Linked DNA regions of Mus musculus: region 1 is linked to region 2. A link is a loop called in an ENCODE intact Hi-C map of the cell type or tissue named here. Cell type or tissue: left cerebral cortex. All regions are shown on one strand. Links, peaks and the distances in the headings refer to the core of each region. The heading gives the core; the rest is flanking DNA.

The links. Hi-C counts contacts between places; a loop is a spot of excess contacts. Peaks named below come from ENCODE experiments on the same cell type or tissue, not always from the same donor. Only the 100,000 strongest peaks of a DNase experiment are listed, where the experiment ranks them.
Region 1: it touches region 2 in a loop (4-fold over the local background); 2 of 42 quality-filtered maps call a loop at or near these places.

The regions. Positions count from the first base shown.
Region 1 is chr1:159,662,394-159,665,306 of GRCm38, forward strand. The region is part of intron 1 of Tnr (tenascin R); the gene reads left to right. Among named protein-coding and RNA genes, the nearest start is that of Gm31348, 120 kb to the right of the region's middle. In left cerebral cortex, for the core only: no CTCF peak of the experiment used is centred there; DNase peaks (open chromatin) are centred at 514, 1,326 and 2,290; H3K27ac peaks cover 1,282 bases.
Region 2 is chr1:159,613,095-159,616,007 of GRCm38, forward strand. All of the region lies in intron 1 of Tnr (tenascin R), which reads left to right. Among named protein-coding and RNA genes, the nearest start is that of Tnr, 91 kb to the left of the region's middle. In left cerebral cortex, for the core only: no CTCF peak of the experiment used is centred there; DNase peaks (open chromatin) are centred at 1,304, 1,821 and 2,223; H3K4me3 peaks cover 681 bases; H3K27ac peaks cover 1,693 bases.

The DNA of each region.
Region 1 (2,913 bases), core at 214-2,713, 49 kb after region 2:
ACCAATTGTCCCTCATAAGTAATACCAGCTTCAAAACATGTAGGGCCTGAGGTGGACCTCTAAAAAAGGTCTCCACTCATAAAGTTTTCTGAATCAGGTATGGCCCTTGCAAACCAGGGAAGAAGGTCCAGTTAATAAGTGATCTGTACTATGGAGAATATACTGTATATTTGGCATACATATCTTAGGTGTGATATATGTCATAGGGTTGCTGGATGGGGGAATAGGATTGATTACCTTCCATTTCTTTCTCAACACAACCCCCTCCTAACTTCATGTCTTTTTTTAAAAAAATAATCTACTAAATCTGGTTCGAGCTGCTCATATGTTCATGAGTGTGGAACCTTTGACTGGAACACTAGAATTCTACCAATTGCCATAGCCTATCAAAAATGAATGATTCTCCCACTCCAGAAACTATCAACTGTAAATAGCTCCTCAGGGAGGGGTGAGAACTAGAGCTTATCTGCCCCATTGATGCCAGAATTTTGGCAGGCTTGATCTTGCACATTTTATGAAAGGAACCTCAGCTACTGTTGAGCTCATGGATGAGGCAATCGATAATTACAACCTGTCTGGAAGATGGCATTTCAGAGCACTCCTCTGCATCCTTCAGCTCTTGCTTTCTTTCTGCCTCTCCCAGCTCCTGTGATGCTCTCTGGTCCTGGGTGGTGTTGGGGAGAGTTGATGCACATGTCTCATGGGCTGAGCATTGAGTCTCTTATTCTCAGCACATTTTCTAGTTCTGCATCTCTCCTTTGACTGCATCCCACTGCAAAAAGAAACTTCCAAGGATAACCCTTCCCCATTCTATGTTAATGACACGCACAGTAGAACTTAAAATAATGTGACTCTAGAGGAGTCAATGTTGACTTTTCTATTGAAATTTATTTATTCTTTTCCTAATGCTATCTACTGATCTTTCTAGCTCAGTCCTTTGTCCTGGAGCTCAGTGTATTAATGCTAATTTAATTTACATGACTGATATAGCAAATTGCCCTCTCTTGTGCCTTCATGCACACACTCCTAGAGTACTTCAACAAGAGCTTTGTTTCTTTCCTCACTTGAAATCATCATCAGGTATAAAAATTTATGAACAAACTCTACTGTTTCCAAAGCAAAGGGAAACATGGGGAAATTCATCTCCTGGGTACAATTTGAGCTTTCAGAATAATCAAGTGCAGCTGGACGTCTTAAGACTAAACTAGCATTCATGCATTCAGCAAGAGCTGGTGAATGCCCTTCTATCCACAGGATCTAAAAACAGTTTCAGATAGGAAGACCCAGATGTGGTTTCCCATTGCACAGGCCTCTAGAAGCTGCATATGGACACATTGGGGGACAAAATCGAGTCTTACATCAGTTAGGAGACACCAATCCTTACACAAGACTCCATCTGGCATTGTACAGACCCAGACACTGTTTCTTGTCACAGGGCTACATGGACTAGGATCATGAGTAGCTCATCTCGCCTCTTGGAGGGAGATATTTTCCTAGGGATAATCTCTCTTGAGGTTATTTGTCTTCCTGGGATATCTGAGAGGATTTAATGAGATAATGATTGTAAATCATTTTGAGGGCCTCTGAAGAATGAATGGTGCTATATAAATCAGAGCATCATTATTGCAGTGATCACAAAGGCATTCACTTAGTTAAAGCAAGGAGGGGGAACATTGCTTCCATTATAATCTCCTCTACCCTAGAGCTGATAAGGCTCTGAAATATGCGCCTGTTTTCCAAATGAAATTCTCCAGTTTTATAATCGGCTCAGAGGTGAAATGTTTTTGGGGAAATTTTAGAAATTTCTCTTTAGGATCTTCAGGGAGCAGAAGAACATTAAGTAAGCACACTTTGCAGCTGACAAAGGAGCTGTTTTGACCAAAATCATTCAAAGAGGCTCAGTTTTATGACTTCAAATTCTGCTGGTCTTTAGTCCCCACTGAGATAAATGGAGCAGCGTTGAATCTGAAAGGGGAAAATTGTCTTGGCAAGGTTTGAATGTTTGAAGCCGCCACTCAAGGGTTGCAGAACACAGGCTGATTTTTCCATATCACCAAATAGTTTCTTTCTTGAGAAATTTTTCAGATGATTTTCCCCACACACACACTGGGGAAAAAAAGGGTTTGTTATTTTTGACAATTTCCATCCTTTTAATTTAGAAAGATCTTTGATTTTCAGAAGACTCCTGGAGCGCCTGTTTCATTTATAGACTCATTCCCCAAGCAGTGCAAATGTCCCTGGTGAGGTGTCTCAAACTGAAATGGTTCTGGGCACCAAGCACACTGACAGATGAGCTTGGCTTCTATATTAGAAGTGGCAGGAAGTGAGGGTTATGGGGAACCCCAGAGTCTGCCAAGAATCTGCCACCTCCAGCTTCAGTTCGCTTTTGCTACGTAAAAGCCCAGGTCTAGGATTTCTTCCAGTCTTCCAGGGGAAACCCTAAAATCAATAATTCTTATGCCATTATCCAACTATAAATGATGTTCATAAATTCATATCCTTTTTTCTTTCTGTTTTTCAACACTTCATAGTCACACCAAATATTTAGCCTCTGGGCTACCGTTTTCAACCGTGGATCTAAGCTCATGTGAATCTTACAATGAAACTAGAGTCTTAGAATAGCACAAGAATCAGGGAAACCTGACAGCTCCTTTTTCTCAGTTATTACATTCCTCCTTCTTCCATCATAAGTTGCTTAATCTCTCTGCCTCAGCCTCCTCCTCCATAAAATTAGCATAATGAGCCCACCCACTGCATACCTCATATGGAGGGTGTGAGGAGTGAATGGGAAGATGTGTAAAATTCTAGAATGCGGGCATCTGTTGAGTACTCGGCAAACCCCATCCATTATTAGTTAGCTGGATCATGAACTGAGGGAGGAAAGCCCACTGCCATTTCTGTTTTATAGACTGT
Region 2 (2,913 bases), core at 188-2,687:
ACGAAAAATGAAGAGTCACATCTTCCAGGTGAGTGTGGGGTGAGGTGTGACAGTGCTCACGGACTATAGGGGTGAGTGTTAGCAAATGCAAGTAGAGACAATTCTCTGCAGGTACACACAGAGTAATCAAGGTAGCTGGGCAGACAGCTGTGTGCCACCACATATGTGTGGAACACTGTGGAGATGAGAGGAGCCACTTGCCATACGCATGGGAGAGGGCACAGCCCCAATGCAAGGCTCAGTCCTCGGTTCTGAGGTAAAGTCAGAAAACGAAGATGTCTGCCCTGGTAAAATTCATGGCAGAGTGGTGGGGGAATGGCCTTCACACAAACAAATAGCACAATAACATCATTATGTCAGATAATTCCAAAATAGTGTTGAATGCTGAGAAGCAAACAGCAGACCGTGTCATTAGGAGAGATACCAGGTGGTGGGCTGGGTGTCCTTTAAGCAGCAAGAGAAGAAAAGACTTCTATGGAGAGCATTATTGAGTTGAGGCTTGGCTATGGAGGAGGGTACTCTGGGAAGGAGTTTGGGACAGGGGATACTGCAATTCTATAACCACAAGAAGAGAGATGCAGGGCACCAGAGCAAGTCAGGAGGCTAGAGCAACTGGAAAAATGCAAGTTTGGAAGAGAGGTTAGCTGGAAGCCTGCCCAGGGAGGCCTTGGATTCAATCTGGAATGATGGAAACCTGGAGAGGACTTCTGGCATCGTGTAGGTTGGCTTTGCCTATGGTGCAATCCCTCTTGCCGTTGGGAGTCAGTAGGGCCCCCAGGGTCGGAGGATAGCAGGAATGGTGTTTGGATGCTGTTGAGGTAGCGTAGGTTGAAGCTACTGGGTATCTTTTTGTGTGTGTGTGTGCAGAGAGTAACAGTAAGGGAGAGGAGGAGAAGGAGGAAATTGGGAACTGCTTTCTAAAGGCAGAGCCAAACTGGGATGGTCACCAAAGGGAAGGGTCAAGGTCCTGAAGTCTCAGGCTGAACACCAGTGAAGAGGGCGATTCATTTTCTGGGATGAGAAGAGCAGCCATGACAGAGGCAGAGGACATGGCTAGGCGCGGGAGCTTGGCTGGGGGCTTGAGGGGGAAGGAAGACTTGAAGGAAGGTCGTTTCTGCCTTACTACTACAGAGGACAGTCTGTTTTTCTGGAAGGAGACCAGGCAAGTGTGAGGAAGAGCAGCTGATGGCATGGTCTGACAGGAGGGTAGTCAGGATGGCTGAATACTGAGGCCTCAGAAGGACAGCACTCCCTTCTCTAAGCTGAGAAAAGACACTGGAATGGCAAAGACTACAACTGGCCCATTCACATCTCTCACACAGGGTGCCAGAACATAGGCTACCATTTGGGGACAGCTGTGGGGGACGGGGAGGGCAGCACACTTGAGTTGTGTTAAGTTGACTGAGTGACCTCGGGTATATTTCAGGATGAAACACTATTCTCCCTCCTTGGACTCACATGGCTGGACCTTCTTGTTCCAAACATACAGTGCATTTAAAGAGGAAGAAAGAAAGAAAGAAAGAAAGAAAGAGAGTCCTATTTCCATTAAACATTTATCAAATGCTTATAGCCAAAAAAGCAAAACAACAACAAAACCCTAGAGACTTGGGGGTGGGGGTGCAGGCATAAACATCCGCGCCATTGTTCCCATCTTGAGACACTCACAATCTAGTTAGGGATGGTGACAGCTGAGCCAGAGCTGTGCAGCGAGGCAGAGTACGATGCGTGTCACGAAGGAGTTACAACAGCTCAGCAGCGAGAAGGAAAATGGAATTCTGATTGGTGGGAGTGCCATGGACCAAGCTTTGTGGAGGAGAAAACTGAAGAGAAGGCTGGAGTCTTGCCTGCAGGTTGAAGCCGCTGGAAGAGGGATGAGGAGAGCGAAGAAGGTTCCAGCCATGTGCAGTGAATGCAGAGGGGAGGGTGCATCAAGAGACTGCCCTGGGAAAGGCCGGGAACCAGGGGTGTGCTCCAGAGAAGAAGCCAAGTAATTAGCATGGCAGAAGGAGACTGGTGGGTATCCTTTCTGGGGAGCTGCTTTAGGGCTTCCTACCTTACTGAGGCCCCGGAACCGCAGGGCTCCCAGGAAAGGGAAGCCTCGGGTCAAAAGCACCAGCACAGGAGGATTCAGTCTGCCAGGCACTTGAGGCTTTCCAAAGCGCAGTGTGGACTGCTGTTAGGACTGTTTCCATTATAGTTCCCATCATAATTGGCATTTCACACACTGCCTGTTATCTCCTTCTGGTGTTTAGCAGCTTGGAAACGTTCTGCCTGTGATTTCTTCATCTAGGCAGAGCCGTTTCTTCCAGCTTCCCCTCCTCCTGTCATATTGCTCTGATTCTAAATGAGAGCCCAAGATCATGAGCTTTTCTTTCTTTCTTTTTTTTTCTCCTCCTCCTCCTCCCTCCCCCTTTTAAAAGCACAAAATAGTGACAAACGCACTTTCAAATGTTCTAACAAAGAAAGACATTGTGTGCTGGGCAAAATGCTCTCAGAGAACCAAATTCTCATATACTTCATATTTAAATGTCCCTCCTCTAAGAAAACATACATTAACAATTTTGTTGTATATGTGTAAATGGTAAATAATTCTGCTTGTTCATACGTTAGAAAGGGCTTCCTTCTTTGCATATGCCAAACATTTTCACCCAGAGTGAAATCAGTTGCTGTTTTAAACAAATTGATTTTTCTGGAGGATGCTGTCAAATATTATTTCAGGCAAAGCCAGCCTGGGGCAAAATTGTGTGAATGGTGCAGAGTTTGTCTCGGGTGTGCTCCTGAGTCCTTTCTTCATCAGGAGCTGGCATGGTTCCATTCGTCCTGTTCAGGGCTTCAATGTGTGCTGCAGAGATCGGGGAGGCCTGGGAAGGCAGTGTCAACTCTTGGCTTGGTCAGGCAGTTGATATATGACCT